Linked DNA regions of Homo sapiens: region 1 is linked to region 2. A link is a loop called in an ENCODE intact Hi-C map of the cell type or tissue named here. Cell type or tissue: lower leg skin. All regions are shown on one strand. Each heading gives the region's core, and the rest is flanking DNA. Links, peaks and the distances in the headings are about the cores only.

Region 1 (10,875 bases), core at 2,876-10,875, 200 kb after region 2:
TGTGGGAGGGAGCCTGCTACTCTTGGGCTGGCTTTCTTTGGCTCTTTGAGTTCCCTTTTGTTTAATTACTGGGTTTTGGGGGCAATTTTTTGAGAGTTGGAGCAGAAAAAGGATTAAAAGGGAAAGGCAAATAACAAACAAACAAAACAAAATGGTGCCCAGACCATTCAAAGGAAAAAGGACAGTCTTTTAAATAAATGGTGAGAAAACTGGATATCCACATGCAAAGAACAATTACTTTACCCCATATACAAAAATTGGATATACACAAAACTCAAAATGGACCAAAGACCTAAATGTAAGAGCTAAAACTATAAAACTCTTAGAAGAAAACACAGGGGAAAATCTTCCTGACATTGGATTTGGTGATGGTTTCTGGGATATGACATCAAAAGTACAGGTGACAAAAAAAATAGATAAATTGGACTTCATCAAAATTTAAAACTTTTGTGTATCAAAGGACACTATCAAGCAAATGAAAAGACAACCTGCAGAATGGGAGAAAATATTTGCCAATCATATATCTCAGCGGTCCCCAACCTTTTTGGCACCAGGGACCAGTTTCATGGAAGATAATTTTTCCATGAATGGGGGTTGGATGGAAGGGGATGGTTTCGGAATGAAACAGGCATTAGGGTCTCATAAGGAGCATGCAGCCTAGTTCCCTTGAATGCACAGTTCACAATAGGGTTTGCATTCCTATAAGAATCAAATGCCACCACTGATCTGACAGGAGGCAGAGCTCAGGTGGAAATGCTTGCTCACCCGCTGCTCACCTCCTGCTGTGCAGCCTGGTTCCTAATAGACCATGGACCAGTACCTGTCTGTAGCCTGGGGGTCAGAGACTCCTGATATATCTGATAAGTGATTGATATCTAGAATATATAAAGCATTCCTACAATAAAAAAAAAAAGCAATCTGGTTCAAAAATGGATAAAAGACTTAAATTGACCTTCTTTTTTTTTTTTTTTTTTTTTTTTTGAGACAAGGTCTTGCTCTGTTGCCCAGGCTGGAGTGCAGTTGTGGGATCATGCCACTGCGCTCACTGCTCACTGCAGCCTTGACCTCCCCAGGCTCAAGTGATCCTCCTACCTCAGCCTCCCCAGTAGCTGGGATGACAGGCATTGCCACCACACCCAGCTAATTTTTTTTGTATTTTTAGTAGAGACAGGGTTTTGCCATTTGTCCAGCTGGTTTCAAACTCCTAGGTTCAAATGATTTGCTCACCTCAGCCTCTCAAAGTGCTGGGATTATAGGTGTGAACCACCATGTCTGGCCCCAAATTAACTTTTCTTCAAAGAAGATATACAAATGGCCAATAAGCACATGAAAAGATGCTCAACATCACAAGTCCTTAGAGAAATGCAAATCAAAACTAGGACATACCACTTCACACCCATTAGGTTGGCTGTTGTATCAGGGTTCTCTAGAGAAATAGAACCAATGTCATATAGAGAGATATACAATAAAGGAGATCTATTACAGGAATCGGTTAATGTCATTATGGAGGCCAAGAAGTCCCCAGTCTGCCATCTGCAAGCTGAAGAACCAGAAAGCTGGTGATGTAATTCAGTCTGAGTCTGAAGGCCTGAGAAGCAGGGAGCTAATGTTGTAAGTCCTGCTCTAAGTCTAAAAGGCCAAGAGATAGGAGCACCGATGTCCAGGTGCAGAAAAAGATGATGTCTCAGCTCAAGCAGGAAAAATGAATTTGCCCTTCCTCTGCTTTTTTTCTTTTATTTTTAATTGTATTTATTTTATATATTTATTTATTTATTCATTTTTGATACAAAGTCTTGCTCTGTCACCCAGGCCAGAGTGCACTGGTGTGATCTTGGCTCACTGCAACCACGCCTGGCTAATTTTTGTATTTTTAGTAGAGACAGGGTTTCTGGCCATGTTGGCCAGGCTGGTCTCAAACTCCTGACCTCAAGCGATCTGCCCGCCTCAGCCTCCGAAAGTGCTGGGACTACAGGTGTGCACCACCACACCTGGCTAATTTTTGTATTTTTAGTAGAGACAGGGTTTCGCCATGTTGGCCAGGCTGGTCTTAAGCTCCTGACCTCACATGATCTGCCTGCCTCAGCCTCCCAAAGTGCTGGGATTACAGGCGTGAGCCACCACACCTGGCCTCCTCTGCCTTTTTGTTTTATTCAGGCACTCAAAGAATTGGAGGATGCCTGCCCACGCTGGGGAAGGAGATCTTCTTTACTCAGTCTACTGATTCAAATGCTAATCTCTTCTGCAACACACTCACAGACACACTCAGAAATAATGTTTTACCAGCTATCTGGGCAGCCCTCAGCCCAGTCAGGTTGACACATGAAATTACCTATCACAGCTATTGTCCAAAAAAAAAAAAAAAAGGAAAATAACAGGTGTTGGCAAGGGTGTGGAGAAACTGGAATTCTTAGGCATTGTGGGTACAAATGTAAAACAGTGCAACCACTATGGAAAACAGCTCAGCAGTTCTTCAAAAAGCTAAATGTAGAATTACCATATGACCAGCAACTCCACTTCTAGATGTATACTCCCAAAAAGAACCAAAAACAGAAACTCAAACAGATATTTGTAAATCAACATTCATGGCAACATTGTTCATAATGGCCAAAATGTAGAAATAACCCAAATGTCCATCAATAGATAAATGGATAAACATAATGTGGTATATGCATACAATGGATTTTTTTGTTTGTTTGTTTTTGAGACAAGGTCTTGCTCTGTCGCCCAGGCAGGAATGCAATGATGCAATCTCGGCTCACTACAACCTCCACCTCCCAGGTTCAAGTGATCCTCCCACCTCAGCCTCCCGAGTAGCTAGGACTACAGGCATATGCCACCACGCCTGCTAATTTTTGTATTTTTTGTAGAGATGGGGTCCCCTATGTTGCCCAGGCCAGTCTCAAACTCCTGGACTCAAGCGACCTGCTTCTGCCTCTGAAAGTGCTGAGATTACAGGTGTGAGCCACCAACCCAGCCAGAAATATTCCTCAGCCATAAAAAGTAACAAAATTCTGACACAAATGCTATAACATGGGTGAATCTTGAAATCACTATGCTAAGTGAAATAAGCCAGGCATAAAAGGACAAATATTGTGTGATTCCATTCTTGTGTGGAGCCTAGAAAAGGCAAATTCATAGAGACAGAAAATAGAATAGAGGTTACAAGGACTGAGGGAGGGGGAAGTGGGGATGTATGGCTGAATGGGTGAAGAGTTTCTGTTTAGGATGAAGAAAACATTCTGGAAATGTATAGGGGCAATGGTTGCACTACATGGTGAATATATTTAATGGCACTGGACTGTACACTTAAAAATGGTTAAAATGGGGCTGGGCACAGTGGCTCATGCCTATAATCCCAGCACTTTGGGAGGCCAAAGCGGGCAGATCACCTGAGTTCGGGACTTCAAGACCAGCCTGGCCAACATGGAGAAACCCCATCTCTACTAAAAATACAAAATTAGCCGGGTGTGGTGGCACACGCCTGTAATCCCAGCTACTCGGGAGGCTGAGGCAGGAGAATTGATTGAACCCGGGAGGCAGAGGTTGCGGTGAGCCGAGATCACGCCATTGCACTCTAGCCTGGGCAACAAGAGCAAAACTCTCAAAAAAAAAATGGTTACAATGGTAAATTTTATGTTATGTATTAATATATTTAGCACAATAAAAAAAATTCACCAAAAAGTAGAGAAAGCTACTGAGAATAACATACATTTCCATCTATGGATATCCCTAATGAACAAATATTTACATTTGAACATTTTTGTTTCTGATTTTTAAAGAAAATAAATAAAGCTGTACAAAGTCAAATATCATTTGATCCACAGGCGCATTTCCTTTTCCCTTTACAGAGTCTCATGAATTTGATATATCTCTTTCTAGTTTTTATTTTTTACTTTTCTTCTTATAGACATCCATAAGCAATATATTATTTTTTTTGAGACAGGGTCTCCCCTCTGTCACCTAGGCTGGAGTACAATAGTGCAATCACTGCTCACTGCAGCCTCGACTTCCTGGGCTCAGAAGATCCTCCCACCTCAACCTCCCAAGAACATGGGACTACAGGAGCACCCCACCACGGCCAGATAGTTTTTTTATTATTATTATTTGTAGAGACAGGGTCTCCCATTGCCCAGGCTGGGCTTAAACTCCTGGGCTCAAGCAATCCACCTGTCTCAGCCTCCCAAAGTGCTGGGATTACAGGCCTGGGCCACCGCGCCCAGCCCTACGTATCACTATGCAACTAGCTTTTCTCCTCAGCATTGTGTTCTTGAGCATGGATACATGGAACTTTAGTTCCTTCATTTAAATAGCTGTATACTATTCCACGCAGAAGCATACCACAGTCCTCCCATTTTTCACTATTATAAACAGTGCTGCAACAGACACCCTCGTGACCGTCTCTTAGAGCACCTATGTGACTGTCTCTAGGGCTCATCTGTGGGCAGTGAGTGGGCCACAGGCAGTTGAGTTTCTAATCCCCTAAGCCCAGGGCCTGGGTGCCTCCTCCCTTTACCCAGGAAACTCATAGATACCATGTTTCTCTATAAGCATTGAAGACATTGGGAAGGACTGCCACAGGAGTTGCACATTGTTAATTTTACTGAGTTCTTTTACTTTTTAAAATCAAGAGTTTATGGCCGGGTGCGGTGGCTCACGCCTGTAATCCCAGCACTTTAGGAGGCCAAGGCAGGCAAATCACGAGGTCAGGAGTTCGAGACCAGCCTGGCCAATATGTTGAAACCTCATCTCTACCAAAAATACAAAAATTATCTGGGCATGGTGGTGTGCGCCTGTAGTCCCAGCTACTCAGGAGGCTGAGGCAGAAGGATCGCTTGAACCCACGAGGTGGAGATTGCAGTGAGCAGAGATCACATCACTGCACTCCACCTTAGTGACAGAGCGAGATTCTGTCTCAAGAAAAAGAAAAAAAATCAAGAGTTTACTTCTTTAATAACTTCTATTTATTCCTGTTTCCTTTACTCTGGGGTGGCGGGGGTGTTGGTAGAGGGAGGGCATGGCAGGCACTCGGGTGAGACACCCGTGACCCTTGTCCTTGTGTGTTCTCAGTGATGCTCTGTCCATAACCTTTTCCTTTGCATTCTTTGCACATTTCTCCATCTGGCCCTTTGATATCTTGCATTTGATTTTTACATTTTCAGATCTGCTATTCATTGCGTTCAATGCAAATTGAAGTCAGTTACTGTATTTTTTGTTTATCACTGTCTCCTACCACGGATTGTCCTTATCTAATAGAAGTATTCTCTGTACCCTACATACAGCCTGAAGTACACATATTCTGTCTTTGCCAATGCAATGTAGAACTGAGGAAGGGTGTACTCTGAGTTGTGTGTCCAGTCAACAAAGATTTATTGAGCACCTACTATGTGTCTTGGGAGGTGCAGGAGCTACAGTGATCGTAAGACGCAATCCTCGCCCTCTTGTTCTCCTTTCCCTGTAGCTACCCCCTTTCCCATGGGCCCAGTTTTCCTCCTGGTGGCTCCTCTAATGGAGAGTTATTTCCACAGGGCATTGGATGCATGGGTTGCCCTGGCTCCCACGCAGGCCCCTCAAACCCTGGCAGAGCCCTCCTCACAGAGCCAAGGCAGGGATATTGGGGCGTGTGGTGCCAGCCGGGTCCTGGCCAGGGTAACATTCTCCACAGGCCCGTTCCCCTCCGGGTGTGAGTCCTTCTGATCCCCCAGGCACCATGGACCAGGAGCCTCTGGGTGTCTCTGCTGCTCTGTGGTGGAACCTGTGTCCTGCTCTCACTGCCCACTCTCTATCCAGGTGGCTCCTCTCATGGGAGTTGGTTTCTGAGACCCACTTTTGCTGCCAGCAAGGCCCAGATGATGCTGAGGGGCCCTCCACCGACTTGCCCAGAGGTTCCCCAGTGGAGCCCTTGTCAGCCTCAGGAGGGCAGCTAAGGCCAGTCATAAAAACCTCCTTCAGGGGGCCGAGCCCCCGGCAGCTCCTTGCTGATGGTGTTGGTCTGGGCCCCTGCTAGAAGCTGCTCCAAGAACTGCCTCAAGCGCAGGCTTAGCTTCTCAAGTTGATGTGGATATTTTCTATTTGTGTGATTTCTCTGGGTTTTTCCACTGGATATTGGGGCTGGGGGCAGCCCTGGCATGGTGACTTTGGCAGATGGAGGAGAAGACACAGGAGCAGCGAGAGGAAGGGAGAGCGCAGCCACCAGCGAGGTGACAGGTGACATCAAAGGGCACCCGTACACCTGGCACAGCCACTCCCTGAGCCATTACACCTGGAAAGCCTTAGATGCCCCTTCTGGAGAGGAGAAGGCAGAGGTCAGAGAGGGACAAAGGTTTGGCCACAGCCTATAAGGAGTCCAACATGCTGAGCCTGGCCCTCTGGGGCTCACACATGGGATCCAGTGAGCCCACTGAGTCCTGGGGGCCCAGACAGTGCAGGGGCCACAGCTCCAGGCCATTTCCATTCCCTGGGTTGGCACCTGCTTAGTGAGCACCCCTTATGTCCCAGGCACCACAACCTCATCTCTCAGGAGACAGCAGAGCAGAAAGCAGATCACCATCCCACCCCTCAGTGGGGGAGACTGACCATACAAAAACGAATCAGTGAAATGGATACCCTCAGTGATTGCAGTTTATTATCATGACCTGTTACTATATAGCCTGTTCAGTGCAAGGGCAAGTGCTGGGGGAGGGGTGGGTGCTGAGCCCTCGCAGGGGCTAAGAACTTTCCATGCATGATCCCATGTCCTCCTCACAGAGACCCGGCCAAGTGGGGATCATCCTCTTGCTTTTGCAGATGAAGAACCTGCCCTCCAGAGCCCTAGTACTCCCACTTCTCATTCTGGCATCTAAGTCATGGCCACCCTCCCCAGCCTCAGTCCAGGCCCCTCTGCAGCTGTCTAAAGACCGAGGCCTCCCTCTGGTGGCCACATGATGCCCAGGTGGAGGCACTGCTGGGGCACTTCACCTCAGATCCTATTGGTGGGGGAAGGAGGCAGCACTGGCCCTGATCCTATTCAGCTACTCAGATGCAGGCAGAGTGGTTCAAATCCTGGTTCTTCCATTTATTCCACTAACTGTATGACTTGAATAAGTCAGCTGATCTCTAAGCCCCTATGTCCTTACCTGCCAAATGCAAATCATAAAGGCCCTGCCTTTTTGCTGTGATGACTAAATGGGATGAAGAATGAAATGTGCTAAGCAAATGCCTGGTACATAGTGACCGAATGAGAGTCGATAACAGTAACCTTGGTTGCTACTCCTATCGTTAGTATCCGGCCTCAGTTTCCCAGCCTATGAAATGGGAATGGGAAAGTCTCATCTATCCGAACTTCACAAAATGATCACTCTTTTAGTCAATAATTATTTATTGAGCACCTACTACAATCAGGACCTATAGTATTTTAGGCTCCCTCACCTTGTGGTCTGCTCTTTTGGGGTAGGGGGCGGAAAGCAGACTCCTGCTGCCACCCAGGCAGGTGCCCAGGCTCTAGGGAGTGGAGAGGGTGGAGTTGCTGAGTGCTGGCTGCCAAGTAGTGGGTCAGCCGCGCCACCTAGCGACCACATGTCCCCATGTCAGCTCTGCTCATTTTCTTGCTGGGAACGTTTGTGCCTTCTGCCTGGGCTTTAGGACTGCAAATCAGGCTCCCTCCAAGGGGTCACGAGCTGTGGAAAGCCAGGACCTTGTGCCAGAGCTTGTGGCCCCATAATATTTCCAGGTGCTTCTCAGGCCCCAGGAAGGTGGCAGCCAAGGCAAGAGCTTGGAAGGAGTCAGGATCTGAGGTTGCTGGCAGGGCCTCTTGGACTGCAACTTACTAAGCTAGTCTGGCCTTTATCTTTCCTCTCCTGCAAAATGGGTGATCATAAAAGAAGTCCCTCCACACACCGAATTGAAATGAGCCTCAGAGGAGATGGGAAGGTGGGGGAGGACGTGAAAGTGGTGGGAGCTGGATCTTCCTGTGAGAGGACAGATGGAACCGTGTGAGCTACGAATGAACTGAGTCAGCCCTGGCGACCTGCTGACTAGAGCAGGGACCCAGGACTGAGGCTAGAGTGGTGGATAGGACCTCAAATTCCAGGCTGGATGAGGTCAACAAGGGATTGTGGATAGAAAAGACAGATGAGGCCCTCAAATGCTAAGAGGTTGGGAAAGCAAAATCAACAACTGAGACTCATAAGAGGGGGCCTCAGAAGTAAGAGAAAAACTAGGCAAGGTTGGTCTCTTGGAGGAAAAACAAGAAGGCATTTCAAGGAGGAGAGAATGATCAACTGGCCACATGTGGCAGACAAGCCAAGAAGCTGAGAAATGCCACAGGGACATAGGACCTAGCAATGCAGGGGTCACTGGTGATGTTGATGAGAGCAATTTGGGGCAAGTGGGACAAGAGTCTAATTAGGGAGGTCCAAGAATGATGGGAGAAGAGGAACCAGAAACAGAGAGGACAGACACTTTCAAAGCAGTTGCTATGAAGGGAAAGAGAGACAGGGCAGGGGCCGGAGAGGAGAAATCATCAGGAGGGCCTTGCTTGTCTGTATCCTTGTTTAAGATGGGAATACTAAGAGATTATTTATATGCTCATGAGAATGGTCCAGCTGGCTCTTTGAGAAGATCTTTAAAATCTATAAACCCCTAGCCAGGCTAATTAGGGAAAAGAGAAAAAAAGACAAATTGTCAATATCCAGGAATAAGAGAGATGAAATCACTACAGATTCTAGAATAATAAGGGAGTGTTATGAACAACTTTATGTCAATAAGTTTGACAGCTTAGATGAAATTATCAAATTCCTTGAAGGAAAAAACTACCAAAGCTCTCAAGAAGAAATAAGTAGTCTTATATCCATTAAAGAAATTAGATTTATAGTTTAAAATCTTCCTACAAAGAAGATTTTCCAGGTAGCTTCACTAGTGAATTTTATCAAACTTTTAAAGAAGAAATACCACCAATTCTACAAACTCTTCCAGAAAATTGAAAAGGAAGGAACAGTTCCCAGCTAATTCTATGAAGCCAGCATGACTCTGATACCAAAATGTGACAAAGATTTTACAAGAAAACAATCCTCCTAAACAAAGGTGCAAAAATCCTAAACAAAATTTCAACAAACCAAATCCAACAATATATTAAAAGGGTACTATATCATCACTGAATGGGGCTTATTCCAGGAATGCAAGGTTAATTCAGCATGTGAAAATGAATGAAATTCACCATATTCGCAAATTCTAAAATATGCAGAAAAGGCATTTGACAAAATCCAACATCTAGTCCCAACAAAAATGTTGAGTAAACTAGAAATACAAGAGAACTTAGTCAACCTGGATAAAGAATGTCCATGAAAAACCTACATCTAACATTATACTTAATGATAAAAGACTGAACACTTTCCCCCTAAGATCAGGACCAAGTCAAGGATGTCTGCTCTGACATTTGCTATACAACATTGACCAAAACGTAGTGAGAAATCCAGAAGTAAACCTACAGATACATGGACAATTGCTTTTCAACAAAGGTGCCAAGGCAATTCAGTGGAAATTCATCCCTGCTTTCAACAGGTGGTGCTGGAGCAATTGGATATGCATGTACAAAACAGATTAACTTTGATGCGTACTTTGTAGCATATTAGAAAATTAACTCAAAATGAATCCTTGACTTAAATGTAAGAGCGTTACATAATTGTAACGTAACTATAAAACTTTTAAAAGAAAATGTAGGAGAAAACCTTTGTGATCTTGGTTTAGGCAAACATTTCTTAGCTATGACACCAGAAGCATCACGCATGAAAGAAAACATTGATAAGTTGGAGTTCATCAAGTTAAAAACTCCTGCTTTTTGGAAAACACCATTAAGAGACTGAAAAGACACACCACAGACTGGGCACGGTGGCTCATGCCTGTAATCCCAGCACTTTAGGAGGCTGAGGTGGGAAGATCCTGAGCCCAGGAGTTCAAGGGCAGCCGGGGCAATGGTGTGAGACCCAATCTCTACATGAAGGAAAGAGAGAGAGAACAAGACAAGCTACAGACTGAAATTTTTCAAATCATATAACTAATCAAGGACCCGTATCCAGCATATACAAAGAGTTGTCAAAATTCAATAATACAAAAACAATCTAATTTTTTAAGAAAATATTTCAAAAGGCGCTTCAGCAAAGAAATTATGTGGATGGCAAATATGTCTACGAAAAGTACTCAACATGATTATTAAGGAAATGCAAATCAAAACCACAACAAAATACCACCACACACCCATTAGCATGACTAAGAAAAACTGGCCATACCAACTGCTGGCAAGGATGTAGGGAAACCAGAACTCTCATACACTGCTGGTGGGGATACAAAATTGTGCAACCACTTTGGAAAATAGTTTGGCAGTTTCTTAAAAAGTTAAACATATAGTTACATATAATCCAGCCATTCTACTTCTAGATATTTACCCAAGAGAAATGAAAGTATGTGTTTTTATAAAGACACATGCACAAGTATTCATAGCAGCTTTATTTGTAACAACAACAAAAAACTGGAAACAAAACGTCCATCAGTAGGTGAATGGATAAATAAACCATGGTGTATCCATACAACAGTATGCTGCTCCGCAATAAAAAGAAATGAACTTCTGATATATGCTACAAAATGAATGAATCTTAAAATGATTACTGAGTGAAAGAAGCCAGACAGAAAGAGTGCATGCTGTATGAGTCCACCTATATAACATTTTAGAAAATACCAAGTAATTTATAGAGACAGAAAGCAGAGCTCTGATTGCTTAAGCATAGGCTGTGGATGGTGGGAAGGGCTATAATAAACAGATTACAAAGGGACAAGAGGACATTTTTTAGAGTGATGGATATGTTCATTATCTTGACTGTAGTGATGGTTTCACTGACACATTTGTCA
Region 2 (16,997 bases), core at 5,549-13,548:
CTTCATTTGGGGGACATCTGACATTCACAACACACCTGCTCCTTAAGAGAAAGCCCCACAGAGCTGGGGGTGATGGTACATAACTGTAGTATCAGGAGGCCAAGGCAGGAAGATTGCTTGAGCCCAGGAGTTCAAGGCTGCAGTGAGGTAGTATCACACCACTGCACTTCAGCCTGGGTGACAGAGTGAGACCCTGTGTCTAAAAAAGAAAGAAAGCCCTATGGAATGTAAAATGGCACAGCCACTTTGGAAAACAGGATGGAGGTTCCTTAAAAAAATTAAACGTCGAATTACCATATGGTCCAGCCATGCTACTTCTGGATCTATAGAAGTAAAAGAATTGGAAGCAGGGACTCAAACAGATCTGTGTACACCCATGTTCATAGCAGCATTACTCACAGCAGCCAAAAGGTGGAAGGAACCCAACCACCCATCAAACATAAATGGATAAACAAAATGTGGGCTATCCATACAATGGAATCCTATCCAGCCTTAAAAAGCAAGGAAATTCTGACACATGCTAAAACACGGATGAACCTGGAGGACATTACGCTAAGTGAAATAAGCCAGTCACAAATAGAAAAAATACTGTATGATTCCATTTACGTGAGGTAACTAGAGGAGCCAAATTCACAGAGATAGAAAGCAGAATGGTGGTTACCAGGGGCTGGAGGGGAAGGAGGAATGGGAGTGTTCATGTTTAATGGGTAGAGGGTTTCGGTTTTACAAGTTGGAAAAGTTCTGGAGATAGATGGTAGCGATGGCTACACAACAATGTCATTGTGTTTAATGTCACTAAACTGTATACCTAAAAATTATTAAAATGGTAAGTTTTAGTCTATGTATATTTTATCATTATTTAATAAAGCTTTTAAAAAGAAGCAAAGAAAGCCCCACAGAAGACATGCTGAACTCAAAACTTTCCTTTCAGAAGCCATGGCTGCCCCGAAGCCCTCAAATCATGCCAAGGGCACAGCTGGGTTTTGCTTTCCTTCCCCTCTGCCTTATTTTTCTCCCTCCTCACTCTTGCTGCTGGGGGTTGCACCCCACAATAAAACATTAGCACATAAATTTGACCACAGGCTGTGTTTCCAGGGGAACCTAGGATAAAGTACTTACCTTTGCAAAGCCAGCACAATACCTAGCAAAAATAAGTGCTAGGGAATATTTGTTGGATGGATGGATTGGATGGATGGATGGATTGGATGGATGGATGGAGGGATGGATGGATGGATGGATGGATGGATGGATGGATGGATGGATGGATGGGCTTTGCTAGTAGAATGCAGTAAGGAACTCTCTCTTGATTAGAGAAGCAAATGTAGATACCTACATATTCAAGCTCAAAACACTGGTCCACACAGTCAGGAAAACACTGTCCCGCATAGGCTGCCCCATTCTCCCACATACCAGAAACTCCCATCAGGCACTCCCCTGACCTGTCTATAGCTCTGTCTCTTCCAGATCAAGACTTCTGTGAATGAGCCAAGGCTGTGTTTGTAGAGGTGGAAAAGAGATTGCTGACGAATGGAAGACAACTCTGCAGTGGACAGAAACCCTCCTGGAAAATGACGTCGGAGCAAACACACGTGTTTTGTGCACCAAATGCTGCCCTGAGCACTGTGTGGGTAAACTCTCCTAGTCCTCACAGCACCCCTATTACAAATGAGGAAACTGAGACAGAGGTGAAGTTGCCTCCTCAAAGTCACCCAGCCAGTAAGAAGCTGAGACAGGGTTCGAACTCATGGCCACCTGCTCCAACAGGGTGCTCCCACCACCATTCTTGTGGACAGTGGAGGCAATTTTGTTCTTTGTCAGCCTGATCTAGTGATCCTGGTTATCCCACCATCCCAGTCAGGGCAGCCTTTGAGTAAGCTGGGCTTCCCCTCTCCTGGGTGGCCTTCACAAATCCCTGTAACATTTGGCTTGACAGAGGAGATCCACCCCAAACATCTACTCAGGAGAGAGACCTGAACGACTCCTTTCTCTCTGCTGGGATCTGTAGGAAGGGGAAGGATGGAGGAGAGGCTCCAGTCTGGGTGGAGATTTCTGAGCCCCCTCTTGCAAAGGCTTCTCCGTTATCTGAATGGAAGGCCTCTGGGGATTTTTCCTCAGGTGGAGGAAAGTGGAGAAGACAGGGCAAGGAGTGAGGAAGAGAGGCCAAGAGCACGAGGTGGCTTCACCCCTTCCCTGCCAGGCCCGATGTGAGGAGACCCGAGAGGACTTTGCCCCCACATACACTTGGCTGGCTCCTTCTTGTCATTCAGGTGACAATTCAAATATCACCTCCCCCAGGAAGCCTTCCTTTATCACAGTCTAAAGCAACCCCTCACGCCATCCTGCCCAGGACCATCAGTCATTGTCTACATGGCACTTAACACTCTTGTACGTTGGCTTCCTATTTGTTTGCGTGTTTCTGGTCTGCCTCCTGGAACTATAATGCATGTGCCATGAGACGAGGGACTCCATGCTTAGCTGTGTCCAGCACCTCCACCGTGCCCAGCACACTGTGAGTGCTTGGGAAATATTTGCAAAATGAATGACTGGGAATGTCAACAAGCACTTGCTAAGTCTCAGGCAAAAGAAACCAACCATAAAACAATCTTCTAAATGTAATGGATGATACAAAGGGGGAAGATCAGATAAATGTGTTCTGTTTGCTATTTCTAGTTGATGCTGAATTTTTTTTCTACTTTGCATAAACTCAGGAGATGGACACAAGAGACTACCTTCTGATCAGGTAGATCAGAAACAGACTGGATTATGCAGTTGAACAAGTTGTGCCACCCACGCTGCAGTCTTGAAGAAGGGCACTCCCTGGAGTTGTGCAGTGCACAACCTGTGCTCTGGAGCAGGCAGCCCTGATAACTGTGTGTGAAAGAGAAAGACAACAGGAAAGGAAAGAAAGAGATATTTTGGTTTGTAGAAGGAAGGATTGGAACAGACCTAGGTAACCATCTACTTTAACTGCTCTCCTCATTTTTTTCCAAATTAAAAAATTACAATAAGCTGGGCATGATGGCTCACGCCTGTAATCCCAGCACTTTGGGAGGCCAAGGTGGGCGGATCACTAGGTCAAGAGATCGAGACCAGCCTGGCCAACATGGTGAAACCCCATCTCTACTAAAAATACAAAAATTAGCTGGGTGTGGTGGCATGCGCCTGTAATTCCAGCTACTTGGGAAGCTGAGCCAGGAGAATCGCTTGAACCTGGGAGGCAGAGGTTGCAGTGAGCTGAGATCATGCCACTGTACTCCAGCCTGGGCAACAGATCGAGACTCCATCTCAAAAAAAAAAAAAAAAAAAAACAGTAAAATGCATATAATAAAATTTACCAATTTAACTATTTAGGTATACAGTTCAGTGGTATTGAACACACTCATAATGTGCATCCGTCACCACTATCTCCACAATTCTTTACATTTGCAAAACTGAAACTCTATCCCCACTAAACAAAAACTCCCCTCTCCTCCTTCCCCCAGGCCCCAGCTACCACCAGTCTACCTTCTGTCTCTCTGAATTTGACTATTCTGGTTACCATCCACAAGTGAAATCATACAGTATTTGTCTCTCTGGGACTGGTTTACTTCATTTGGCATCATGTCCTCCAGGTTCCTCCGTGTCGTAGCATGTGCCAGAGTTTCCTTCCTTGTCAAGGCCGAATAATATCCCACTGTATGTATTCTCCCTCTCATTTTACAAGTGAGAAAAATGAGACCCGGAGATGTGAAACAACTTCACAGAGCAAAAAAGAAACAAAGCCAGCCAGAGCTCCACAAAGTGCTAATAACATCAACACCTTCGTGTCTCTGATTAGTTTGTCACCTTGTAGTGGTAAAGAAGACCTTTCACTCCATGTGTTTCCAGGACCCTGGTCCAAAGTTGTGGTTGAAAACTTACACTGCTCAAAGGCGGCAACCAGGTCTCCAACTGAGTAAACTACAAAAGGTCAGAGACAGTACCTGTCTCATTCACCACCGAAGCCCCTGCCCCCGGGGGACCCAAGCTCAAGGGTGGTATGCAGTAGGCACTCAGATAATGACAGCAAACCTTTCCTCAGCCCTTCCTACCTGCCAAGTGCTGTTTTAAGCACGTTACCACTTTATATCCAGTATTAACTCATTGAATCCTCTCAGCGCCCTTATGAAGCAAGTTTTAGTGACATCTCCATGGGGAAACTGAGGCACAGAGTGGTTACGTAGCTCATGCACGATACACAGCAGTAATGAATAAACAAGTAAACAAATGAACCTGTTATGTTGTCATTGAGACCTTCTAAAATATCCCCCCCAGGACCTCAGAGTCTCGTCCCTCCCATGGCTGAGGAGCTGCCTAGCGCTGTTAACAGCGCTCATAGTTTGGGGAGGAGCCTTGATAGAGTCTCAAGATGAGGAGCGCAGCAGGCCTGCGGAGGAAGTGTATTTTGTTTGCTATTCTGGAGGCGCTAAGTGGGAAGGTGGCAGGGCCCTGTCCACACACTCACACACACACCGTGTCTCAGCTGACAGGAAGAGGAAATGCCTTGCATTTTCCAGCCCCTTGTCCCCAGGCCAAACCTAAATGCCAGCCTAAAAATACAGCCTGGAAGCAGAGCTGTGATAACAGCTCTCTCCTGTCTCTGTCACCACCTCCCCTTCCCTTACCCCCTCAGGTTTATTTTCGAATGAGGACACCGCATAGAAGTAACTTGATGCTGGTGAAACCTGAGTGCTTTCCTTTCATGTCTCCTTCCATTCAGGTTTCTGGAGGGGAAGAGAAGGAAAGGAGGGAAGCATGGCTGCCTTTGTCCAGGAGGAAAGCAAAGGGGATGGGGTGGACAGCAGTACAAACAGGCCCTTTCGGCCTGATTTAGTGACCTGGTTGGCAATGAGAATTTGTCATGCTGAGTGCCATGCCAGGCACGGTGTAGAGAGCTGGAGTCAAATATACCATCCCTGTCCCCAAGGCACTTTCACGCTCAACAGGGCTTGCACCAAAACACTGGAAAGAAGAGCGCAATGCCCTGGGGCAAACATTGGGGTCCTCCAACCAGTTATAAAAGGTCACCCCTGCCAGGGCCAATAAAAGCCAAGGAGGAGTAAATGCTTGAAAACTTCCCTGCTACCCATTACTGGAAACAAGGCAAGGATGTCCACTTTTGCCATTCCTACTTAACATTGCACTGGGGTTGCAGCCAGTGTAATAAGGCAAGAAAAAGAAATTTAAAACATCCAGATTTGAAAGGAAGAAGTAAACTGTCTTTATTTGCAGATAACATAAATGTCTACATAGAAAATCCTATAGGTGCCTGTAATCCCAGCTACTTGGGAGGCTGAGGCAGGAGGCAGAGGTTGCAGTGAGCTGAGACTGCCCCACTGCACACCAGCCTGGGCAACAAGAATGAAACTTTGTCTCAAAGAAAAAAAAAAGAAAATCATATAAAACTTACAAAAAAGGTACTAGAATTAATAAGTGAGTAGGAAGATTATAGAATTTAAGATCATTATACAAAAATCAATTGTATTTCGAATATACTAGCAACCAAGAATCAGAAATTGAAATTTAAAATACTACCATAGGCTGGGCTTGGTGGCTCATGCCTGTAATCCCAGCACTTTGGGAGGCCAAGGTGGGTGGATCACCTGAGGTCAGGAGTTCAAGATCAGCCTGGCCAACATGGTGAAACAAAGTCTCTATTAAAAATACAAAAAATTAGCCAGGCATGATGATGGGCACCTGTAATCCCAGCTACTTGGGAGGCTGAGGCAGGAGAATCTTTCGAACCCGGGAGGTGGAGGTTCTAGTGAGTCGAGATGGCACCATTGCGCTCCAGCCTGGGCAACAAGAGCAAAACTCTGTCTCAAATAAAATAAAATAAAATAAAATAAAATAAAATAAAATAAAATACTACCATTTACAATAGAATGAAAAAATATGAAATACTTAGGGATAAATCTGGCAAAAGATGTGTAAGACCTTACACTGAGAACTACAAAGCACTGCTGAGTGAAATTATAAAGCTAAATAAATTGAGAGATATACTGTGTTCTTGGATTGGAAGACAATATTATAAGACAATATTTCCACCGAATTGATATATAGAATCAATAAAATCCCCATTAAATCAATAAAATCCCCGTTAAAATCCCAGTAGGGTTTTTGTAGACATTGACAAACTGATTCTAAAGTTATATGGAAATACAAAGGATGTAGAACAGCCAAAACAACTTTGAAAAAGAACAATATTGAAAGACTTACTCTATGTGATTGTATGACTTATTAAAAACTATAGTAATCAAGACAATAGGGTATTGGTATGAAGATAGACAATAGATCAATAGTGGACATTTAGTCTGGAACGAGAGATAGGGGTCATTCTTACAGAGTCAGAAGGCAGCCCAGGTACACAGTCCAATCACCAGGTAAGCACCAGCGGACAGGTCCATCTTAGTAAAGGCTATGGCCAAACATCCACCCACAGAGAAGGAGATCTGTACCTGGGAGAAAGTAATAGAGTCTAAAAGTAGACCCACTTGTATGTGATCAACTGATTTTTGACAGAGGTGCCGGGTAATGCGTAAAAGATAATCTTTTCAACAAATGGTGCTGGAACAATTAGACAATTAGATACCCACATGCAAAAATAAATAAATAAATAGGAACTTGAATTCATAAATAACTTAGATTCATAACTTGCACCATATATAAAAGTTAGCTCAAAAGAACATAGACCTAAATGTAAGAGCTAAATTTACAAAATTAGAAGAAAACATAGGAGGAACCCTAGTGACTTGGATTTGGAAAAGGTTTTATAAATGTAATGCAAAAAGCACAAACTATTAAAAATAAATACATTGGGCTTCAAAATTTTAAAAGTTTGCTCTTCAAAAATATATGCTTATGAAAATGAAATGGCAAACCACACACTGGGAAAAATATTTGCAACAAATTTATCCAGCAAAGGCCTTATATCTAGACTATATATAAAGAATTCTTACAACTCAATCAAACAGCAAACAACCCCATTTTTAATTATTTATTTATTTATTTTAATTTTTTTTTTTTTGAGATGAAGTCTCTCTCTGTCGCCCAAACTGGAGTGCAAAGGTATGATCTCAGCTCACTGCAACCTCCACCTCCCGGGTTCAAGTGATTCTCCCGCCTCAGCCTCCCGGGTAGCTGGGATTACAGGCACCAGCCATCATGCCCAGCTAATTTTTGTATTTTTGGAGAGACAGAGTTTCATCATGATGGCCAGGCTGGTCTTGAACTCCTGACCTCAGGTGATCCATCTGCCTCAGCCTTCCAAAGTGCTGGGATTACAGTTGTGAGCCACTGCGCCTGGCCGAACCCAATTTTTTAAGTGGGCAAAATATTTGAACTGACATTTCACCAAAGAAGATATGTGGATAACAAATAAGCATGTGAAAAGATGCTCAATACCATTAGTCATTAGGAAAATGCAAATTGAACACCCACTAGAGTGGCTAAAAATAGCTTAAAAAGACTAACTTTAGTGAGTGTTGGCCAGCACATGGAGCAACTGGAACTCACACACGCTGCTGCAGAGAATGTAAGATGACATTCCATTACAGAAAACAGTTTAACAACTTCTTTCCACCCAAGAAAAATGAAAGCATTTGCCCATGTGTGCATGAATGCTCATAGCAGCTTTCTTTGTAATAGCCAAAAACTGGGAACAACTCAAACGTCCATCAGCAGATGAATGGAAATACAAATTGTGGTCCTTCCACACAATGGAACACCACTCAGTGATAAAGAGCCATGAACTGCTGACACACACAGTAATGTGGATGGCCACCAAATTAATTAGGCAGAATAAAAGAAATTGGACCCAAGAAAGTATACACTGTATGCATCCATTAATAGAACATTCTAGAAAAATTCAAATTCATCTATAGTGACAGAAAGCAGATCAACTTTTGAGGGTGATAAGGATGTTCACTGTCTTGATTGTGGTGATCGTTTCACAATGTATACATATGTCAACATTTTTTATTAAGTTGAACACTTTAAATATAGGCAATTCATGCTCTATCAGTTATACCTCGATAAAGCTATTTTTAAAGTGTTTTTTTAAAAAGATAAGGGCGAGGTGCAGTGGCTCATGCCTGTAATCCCAGCAATTTGAGAGACCCAGGTGGGAAGATTGCTTGAGCCCAGGAGTTCAAGACCAGCCTGGGCAACATGGTGAAGCCCCATTTCTACGAAATAGTACAAAAATTAACGGGTGTGGAAGTGCGTATCTGTGGTCCCAGCTACTCAGGTGGCTGAGGTGGGAGGATCAATTGAGCCTGGAAGGTCGAGGCTGCAGTGAGCCGTGATTGTGCCACTGTACTCTAGCCTGGGCAACAAACAAGACCCTGTCTCCAAGTAAATAAATAAAGGGAAGAATAGGCCTAGGCAAGGATTCTAAACTAATTTTTGGTTATGGTCCTTTGAGAATCTGATGGAAAACCACATAAAATTGGACACACACAAATCCCACACAATTCCAGGTGGGTTTGTGGACCCTCAGTGGCCTGCGGCGCCCACCCTCAGGCCCCAGGTTTCACGCCCCTGGTCTACAGTAGCATCAATGACCACACGTGTTCACATGCTGACTCTCCACCCTAAAATAATGCTGGACCCCTTCCCCTCGGTATAGCTCACCCTCCCCTGGGCCAAGAACATGCATTTATGACAAAGTTGATAGATATTACAGTAAGACACTGCACCCTGAGAGAGAGCCACAGGGTGGGCCCACCATGGAGTCAAGCCCAGAGGGCTGGCCATTGGTGCACTGCGTGCTGACCCCTGAACTACGGGCCCATAGCATCATGAAAGCTCAGAGCAGCCATCCTGGGGGAGCTGGAGGAAACAGGGACATGTTCTGCTTTCTCGGTCTTCTTCTTCTGCCTTGGTCTCCCAGACACGGGCCTCCTTCACTGTGGCCAGAGGCTTGGCCATAGCCTTTAGTGAGCCGGACCTACCTGCTGGTGCTTACCTGGTGATTGGACTCTGGATGCAGTCTGATCCCTGACTTTGTAAGAATGCCCGTTGGTCCTAGCCCCAGACTGAATTCTAACTCTCATCACCACTGCTCCTAACACTGACCCCACATTGACTCAAGTGCGTTACAAACCACAAGGGAGTCCAGATCAGGAACTGTGGGTGCTCAGAGCAGCTGAGCCTTCTTGGAGACACAGAACAAAAGCTGTGTTTTCAATCCTGTTGCCTCGAAGCCTGAGCCAGTGCAGGTGGATCGGTGCTGACGGTGATGATAACGAGAAGGAAAAGGTGAAACGGGCAGAAAGAGCCTCAGTGTGATTTGGCTGCGTGAGCAAATCCGTCCCACCCTTCAGAGTCTCAACCTGCGATCCTTCGTCTAAACTGGATTTTGGCTCTGCAGACCCTGAAATAGGAAGACAAAGAAGAGACACAGAACAGCCCTCCCTGCCCTCCCCTGATTTACCCCATTCTACCTGAGTCCCTGGGGAGAAATGCTCAAACCCAAACCTCCCAGCAGAGGGCGCCCTGTGCCTTCTAACTCGGCACAGTGGCGGTTTCCTGGGTGCCAGGAGGGGAGTCCTTGGTTCCCAGGTGCCCAGCCAGGCCGAATGGCAGGAGGAGGGAGCTTCTGGCCAAACCGCTCCTGAGACTCCCCTCCTGGTCCCTCCTGAGTTGTCAACTGTCTGTGCCTTGTGGTGGATGGTGTCGGTGGGTTCAGAGATGCCTTTGGCTGGGACCGTGCAGGGAGGATGCTCTCTCTCTATCCCCTCAAAGTTCCCTAGTGGTTAGTGGGCACCCACCCACAAAAACACTGTAGGGCTCTGGCTGCCCCAGCCTGCCCCATGCCTAAGGAACTAGCTTCCTGCCCTCCAACAGGGTCTAATCTGAGAATCCTGGACCACATAAAAACGCACACCTGTTGGGGTGAGGGACGGTGCCAGCTCAGTGGCTCTATCCTAGCTGCCCATCACAGTCACCTGAAAAGCTCTGTAAACACACCAGTACCTGGTTCGCTCTCCACCAATAAGCAGAGATTCTGGAGGTAGGGCCCAGGAGAAGTATTTTTCTCAGGTCCCAGGGCTGAGAACCAAGGGACAGAGGCTCTGCCGGATGGCTCAGCCCTTGTGCTCCAAGTGTGGCCCCAGGACACAGCATCGCCTGGGAGCTTGTTAGAAATGCGGGGTCTTGGGCCCCACCTCACGCCTCCTCACCCGGGAGCTGCAGCTTCACAAGATCTCCAGGTGATTCACGGCACATAAAAGTTTGGGAAGTGCTGACTCCTGACACCAAGAGGTTGATTTTGTGATTGGGCTGTGGGAAGCAGACCAAAAATAGTTGCCACATGGCACGTGAACAAGTGTTAGCAGAACAGAGAGAGCTGCAGGACATTTAAAAATGGGAGCCCTCTGAGTGCCGGAGTATTCAGAAGGCTTCTTGGTGGAGGCAGAATTTCAGCAGCCTTGAAGTCAGGTCAGTGAAGAGGGTGAGGAGATATTTCAGGAGGGGTCATGGCTCAGTGAGGGCCCCGGGGAGGAAAGCACATGGCGCATCGGGACACAGCGAAGAGGCAGCCTGGGGGAGAAGGACCTCCTTAGAGAGCAGGCAGAAGTCCACCTGGACAGGGAGTTTGGAGCCAGCCAAGGGGACCCGTGACTGTTGGGCAGAGGAGTTAGAGTTTTCTCTGTAGGCAAAGGGGAGCAATTGAAGATTCTTGAGCAGCAAAATAGCCTGTAAATAAGAGCTTTGAAAAATATACCAGAAAAAAAATGGGAGGAGAGATGGAACAGAATGGCCCGCTTTCCCCATAGTCCCAGACAGGGTGATTAATAAAGAAAACAAGAAAAGGAATAGCTACATTTTTCTGGTGCTTACTATATTCCCAGCATGATTCCAAGTGCTTGCTTTGGTTACAAGTAGAGTTGACGTTCAGCCGGTGCACACCAGCAAGCTTCTGGGTGGCATCTTAACTGAGGGGTCAGAGTCTCCAAAGCCCCTATTGTGAAACATGTTGAATGTCATCCCTGGTTAAATCTAGGCCTCTGTCCAACAGACCACGTGCAACCCCCAGCACAGTCAAGTAGCACAACCACAAGGAGCCTTGATTTCTCCTGTGTTAAATGGAGTTAGCAGTAACTGCACCCCATGGAGTTTCAGTGAAGATTGAAGAAGGCCATTTATGTAACACGCTTAGCAAAATGTCTGGCGCAAAATGTGTGGATAAATGGAGCTATTGTCATTCGGCAGAGCCTCGTGTGAGGGAGTGATGCTGGAGACTGGAGGCTGAGTGTCTCATCTGTGCCTACTTCAGACTTCTGGACCACCTGCTTCCCTTGCAGGCTGTGGGTAAGGGCTCCATTCCCAAACCCCATCCCATCCTCTTAGCTATGGCCAAGTAGACCCAGCTCCTGGAAGACAGCGTGCTGCTTCAGGATGAAGCCTTCTCACGTCTTTCAGCTTGAACCCCCTTCCTTTGGGCTGACCCCCATTTGCCCGTGAATACCTAGTTCAGTGAACAAAAGAGAAACTGAGTCCAGGGCACAGTCCCTGAGCGCTGAGACTGGATTGGAAGCCCCTACCAACACCCTGTGGCCATTGTCCCCAGCACTACCATCACTGCCATCTTCGGTGTCCTGGCTGCCTCCCCACCATGCTGTGTAAGGACTCTTTGGGTCCCGGAATTCCCAGGCTCAGCGCTGTGGCCTGAAGGCTTGGCCCAGCAATTGGCAGGGCGCAGGCAAGCAATAATATTGAGTGAATGAATGAATGAGCATTCTCTCCTAGAGTTCCTGCATCTGGGGGAAGGTAGTGTGACTTCATGGTTGAGAGCTGTCAGACAACCTGGATTTAAATCCTGGATCTCCCATTTACTAGCTGTGTGACTTGGAGCAAGCTACTTAACCTCTCTGTGCCTCCATCTCTGCGCCTATAAGATGGGCTAATACAGTTGTGATGAATTAATTAATTAATATGCATAAAGCACTCAGCACAGGTTCTGGCAGGGGTAATCTCTCAATAAATCATACCTGGAATTATCATTATGGTGATTATCGTTAACTCTTAGCTCCCTGGGCTTGCAAACAAGCCTGGCTCTTCAGAATAGAGACATCTAGGGTGCAGGAGCCCCCACCACCCTGTCCTTGGCAGGCGGGAGAGGATTTCAGGACAGGCAGCGGCCTGGCCTGCAGGCTGGAAAGGTGTGCTGGGAGGATTCCTCCAGCTGCTTCCTCCCTGTACCCCTCTAACCCAAACTTCCTCTGGGAGTGGATTGAGCTGCAAGGTGACTTCCTTTGCCTGTGATCCTAAGTCCCTCACCTCATTGCATCTGGGACAGAGCCCCGGACTCCATGACCCCCACCTCATTTCCAAAAAGATTAGACCAAGCAGGTTCCCCCACACTTTCCCTTCTTCCCCAACCTCTCCCACCAAGTCATAGGTCAGCATCCCCCAAAATGTGCTCTTTAAGACACAAGTCCTGAGGGGAGCTCCCCAGTCAAGTGCTTCATGTCACAGTTGTTTTTTTGTTTGTTTGTTTGTTTGTTTTGAGACGGAGTCTTGCTCTGTCGCCCAGGCTAGAGTGCAGTGGCGCGATCTCAGCTTACTGCCAGCTCCGCCTCCCGGGTTCATGCCATTCTCCTGCCTCAGCCTTCTGAGTAGCTGGGACTACAGGCGCCCGCCACCACGCCCCGCTAATTTTTTGTATTTTTAATAGAGACAGGGTTTCACCATGTTGGCCAGGATGGTCTCGATCTCCTGACCTCGTGATCCGCCCGCCTTGGCCTCTCAAAGTGCTGGGATTACAGGTGTGAGCCACTGCGACTGGCCCATGTCACAGTTTTATGCTGCAGCCCTAGTGCTTCCTAATGCACATTTGTTACTAAAGGCCCTGACAAGTCCTGCAGCATACAACATTGTTTCTCTCTTGTATCAGCTTCCTAGGGCTGCCATAACATATTACCACAAATGTGATGGCCTAAAAACAACAGAAATTTATCTCTCACCATTCTGGAGGCCACAGATCTGAAATCAAGGAATGGGTAGGACTGTCCTTCCTCAAAAGGCCCTAGAGGAGAATCCTCCCTTGTCTCTTCCAGCTCCTGATGGCTCCAGGCATCTTTTGGTTTGGGGCTGCATGACTCCAGTCTCTGCCTCACTCCTTACGTGCCCCTCTACCCTGCAGGTCTCCCTCACCTTTTACTCATCATTGGATTGGGGCCCGCCCTAAATCCAGGGTAATCTCATCTTGAGACCCTGGATTACATCTGCCGAGTACACTCTTTCCAAATAAGGTCACTTTCACAAGTTCCTGGGGTTAAGACATGGACATACCTTTTGGGGAGCACCATTCAACTCACGACACCTCTGTTCAAGCTAGAGTTTTCCAAACTTTGGTTATGGAATTGTCTCTGACTTTTTAATAAATGTTTATTAATTTATAAGACACGGCCAGGCATGGTGGCTCACACTTGTAATGCCAGCACTTTGGGAGGCTGAGGCGGGCAGATCACGAGATCAGGAGATTGAGACTATCCTGGCCAACACAGTGAAACTCCGTCTCTACTAAAAATACAAAAAAAATTTAGCCAGGCACGATGGCAGGCACCTGTAATCCCAGCTACTCGGGAGGCTGAGGCAGGAGAATCGCTTGAACCCAGGCAGCAGAGGTTGCAGTGAGCCACACTGCACTCCAGAGCCTGGGCGACAGAGTGAGACTCCGTCTCAAAAAAAAAAAAAAAAAAAAAAAGCACACATTTATAAGACATAGTTTGGGAAGCACTTGTCACACATCTGGGAGCACTGGAAGCTACAACCTGGATCGTCCTATCTAGTTACTGCTCCTTGTCTAACATCACCCAGGGAGTCACTGGCAGGGTCCAGGCTGGGACTCTGAAGTCCTGACAACCAGAACACTGCCCCTACTGCCATGCTAATTCCTGAAAGGTCACAGCACTCCTAGGCCCCAGACAAGCTGCCCGTGGCCCATCTGACCCGACAGTCCCAAGACCCACCAACAATGGTCCTCTCTGAGAAGGACGCCAGCCAGGGCCATCCACACACCAGGACAGCTGCCGGCTGAGCATCAGGGAGACCTGGAAAATAAATGATGAGATGGGCTGGGGGCCTGGCTCCCGGGGCTGGAGATTGATGCGGCCACAGCCAAAGCGACATAATGGGCCTTGCGGGCCAGCCGGGCGGGAGATAAAAGGCAAGGGACATAAATAACCCAGGAAAGAAAGGGCGAAAAGCCGGCCCACAGGAATAAATCCCTGGTCCCTGACAGGCTCAGTGTGGGAGTCAGGGCAGTGTCTCTGGGCAGGGGTGGGTGAGAGGGTAGGGGGGCTGCGTGATGGGCTGCCAACCGCCCTCCGCTGCCCTCCCAGGGCTCTTGGTCACACTTGCCCCCACACACCACACTCATGGGGGCAGTAGGGGACGGGATAAAGCCCAGACAGGAAGTCGCCCTCTCTGCCTCAGTTTCCTCCTTGGTAAAATGAGGTGAGGTGCTAGGTCAGTGTTTCTTCAGAGGGGCTTAAGGACCACCTGCATCAACATGACCTGGGAAGCTTGTTTAACATGTGAATTCCTGGGTCCCTCACAGATTTATAAAATAAGAACTTCTGAGGGAGGGTCTAGGACCAGCCCAGCTAACAAGCTTCCCAGGTGGGAAACCTGCTGGAACAGATGAACCCTAATATCCCTGCCATCATATGGATTGGATGGATGGTTGGTTGGATGGATGGATGGATGGATGGATGGATGGATGGATGGATGGATGGATGGATGGATGATGGATGGATGAATGGATGTCTGGTTGAAGAGATGGATGGATGGATGGATGGATGGATAAAGAGATGAGTGGACAGAGAGATGGACAGGCAGAGAGGTAGACGGGCAGATAGGCAAATTGTCAATATGTGGTTAAGTGAATAGATGAATGGATAATAGATGTTTGCTACCATTTATTAACTTCCTATGTGTTAACTTCCTATGTGTTTGCTACCATTTATTAACTTCCTATGTGTGCTTCCTATGTGTTAGGCTGAATGCTTTGCTTGTGTTTATCTACTATAATTCAATTTTTACTCTAATACTCCAAATTCGCAGAAGATTAAACTGACTCAGAAGTTCCATGACCCACCTAGGGTGAGTGCAGCGCCAAAATTCAGCCCAGTCCTGTGCTATCCAGAGCCAGTGCCCCTGACCACCACAGTGTGCTATGCAAGACAGAAGGGACACCGGGACATCCTCCAGTCAATGAGCATGACCAGTGTGTTGTCTTTATGACCCTGACATCTCTTAAGGTAGAATCTGACCCCAAAATTCCCCATCCCATCCCCACTTGGCCCTTACTGTCTCTGTGCCCAGGGGTCTGGGTGAGAGCAAGAAGAGCTTGCAGTCCTCCCAGCTGGAGGCAGTAGGCACTCATTTTTCCTGGTGGCTCATGCACTCCTCCTGTTCTTTTTAGGTGTTCCCAAACCTTCCTACTTCCCCAGTTCTCCAGGGAGCCAGCACTCCTCTAATGTCCCCCACACCACCCCAGCCTTTTGCTCTCCCCTCTGGTGAGGGCCCCACCTGCCTCCCAAGGACCATGGGGAAGACTGGGCCAAGGGTCCCTGAGAAAGGAATTTTGCTGCATTGAGGACTGGGGTCAGGGTGGGGGCTGAACCTGGCCTCTGGACATGATTTTTCAGGAGATTCAAAGAGGAAGGCTCTGCTCAATGGGGCCTGCTGCAGAAGAAAATGGAAACCAGATGTGTGTGCCGTGGGGGGAAAATCTACTCAAGACGGGGGCATTAGCACCTCATTCCCACTATTCTCAGCCATGGCTTCGGATCACTGGAGGGGAGAAGGGCAGGGGGCCTCCCAGCTGCCTTTTTCACTCAGAAGAGAAGAGAGGGGAAGAGAACCTTCCAGATCAGTAGAAAGCTCCAAGCCCTCTGGGAATTCTGGGCTGAACAGACAGAACAAAACAGGAGTTGTGCTGGTCAGGGCCAAGACACGGAGGCCCAAGGCATGAAATTGCTGAGACAAGATCACATAGCATGGCCATTTCGGCAAGATGCGGCCAGTCCTTTGTTCTCCCCCTGGAGTTCCGCCATTGTCATTCCTTCCAAGCAAAACTCCCCTCCCAACCCTTGGTGAATATGAAGCTGCTCCTGGGAAGAGCACAATGTTAAGTCATTTCCAGCCATCCCACTGTGACAGCAAATTAGGTGGTCACAGATCTCTAATTTTAAAGTGGAGAATGATCTCCCATAATCTAGCCTAGTGGTTCTCAATCCTGGCTGCATATTCAAACCACCTGGGGTAGATAGGGAGTGGGGCATTAAAAAAGAAAACACACAGGTGTCCCGGTGCAAGCACAGAGTCTGCTTCAATTGATTGGGGTGGGGCCAGACAATATCTTAAAGCATTCCAAGTGACTCTGTGGTGCAGCTCCACCCAGCCTCTCTCAAGTGCCCCTTTAGCCCTGCTGCTTACAGCCTCTGGCCCCGCAGCATGGGCAACACCTGGGAGCCTCTTAGGAAAGCAGAATCTCAGGCCCCACACTAGACCTCCCAAATCAGAATCTGCACCTGAGTAAGACCTCCAGGTGATTCCCATGCACGTTTAAGTTTGAAAAGTACTGACTTTCCAAGGAAATACTGACCTTGGTTCCCACCTTATCCCGCAGGCCTCTGGACAGAGCAAGCTTCATATTATCTCTCTTCCTTTACCACCCCAACAATCTCCCCCACTGTTCCACCTCCCCGCAAATCCTTTTCAACTGCAGAGGCCGCTTGTCTGCTGGTGGGAAGAAGCAGAGCATGTTTGTACCGGGAGCCCTCTGTCTGCCCAGCCCAGGAGGTCCCAGACCTCTCCCTTCAGAGAGAGCATGTGAGTGATTTACTGCCACAGAAACTGGGACGGAGGGGTGGGGGTGCCAGGGATAGGGCATGGGCTGGCAGCCAGCCTGACCAAACACTACACAGAGGCCACCACTGGGACCCTCGAGAAGTCACACAGCT

What was found. Peaks named below come from ENCODE experiments on the same cell type or tissue, not always from the same donor. Only the 100,000 strongest peaks of a DNase experiment are listed, where the experiment ranks them.
Region 1: a loop joins it to region 2, with 3.0 times the contacts of the local background. A loop is called at or near these places in 33 of 110 quality-filtered maps.

The regions. Positions count from the first base shown.
Region 1 is chr10:69,512,482-69,523,356 of GRCh38, reverse strand. It overlaps a transcript of TSPAN15 not described here and the pseudogene TMEM256P1. Among named protein-coding and RNA genes, the nearest start is that of NEUROG3, 56 kb to the left of the region's middle. RefSeq lists a silencer at 7,569-7,618. In lower leg skin, for the core only: a CTCF peak has its summit at 7,559 (motif pointing left); a DNase peak (open chromatin) is centred at 7,536.
Region 2 is chr10:69,709,652-69,726,648 of GRCh38, reverse strand. No RefSeq gene overlaps it. Among named protein-coding and RNA genes, the nearest start is that of LINC02651, 34 kb to the right of the region's middle. RefSeq lists an enhancer at 16,399-16,898. In lower leg skin, for the core only: no CTCF peak of the experiment used is centred there; DNase peaks (open chromatin) are centred at 9,548, 10,198 and 10,248.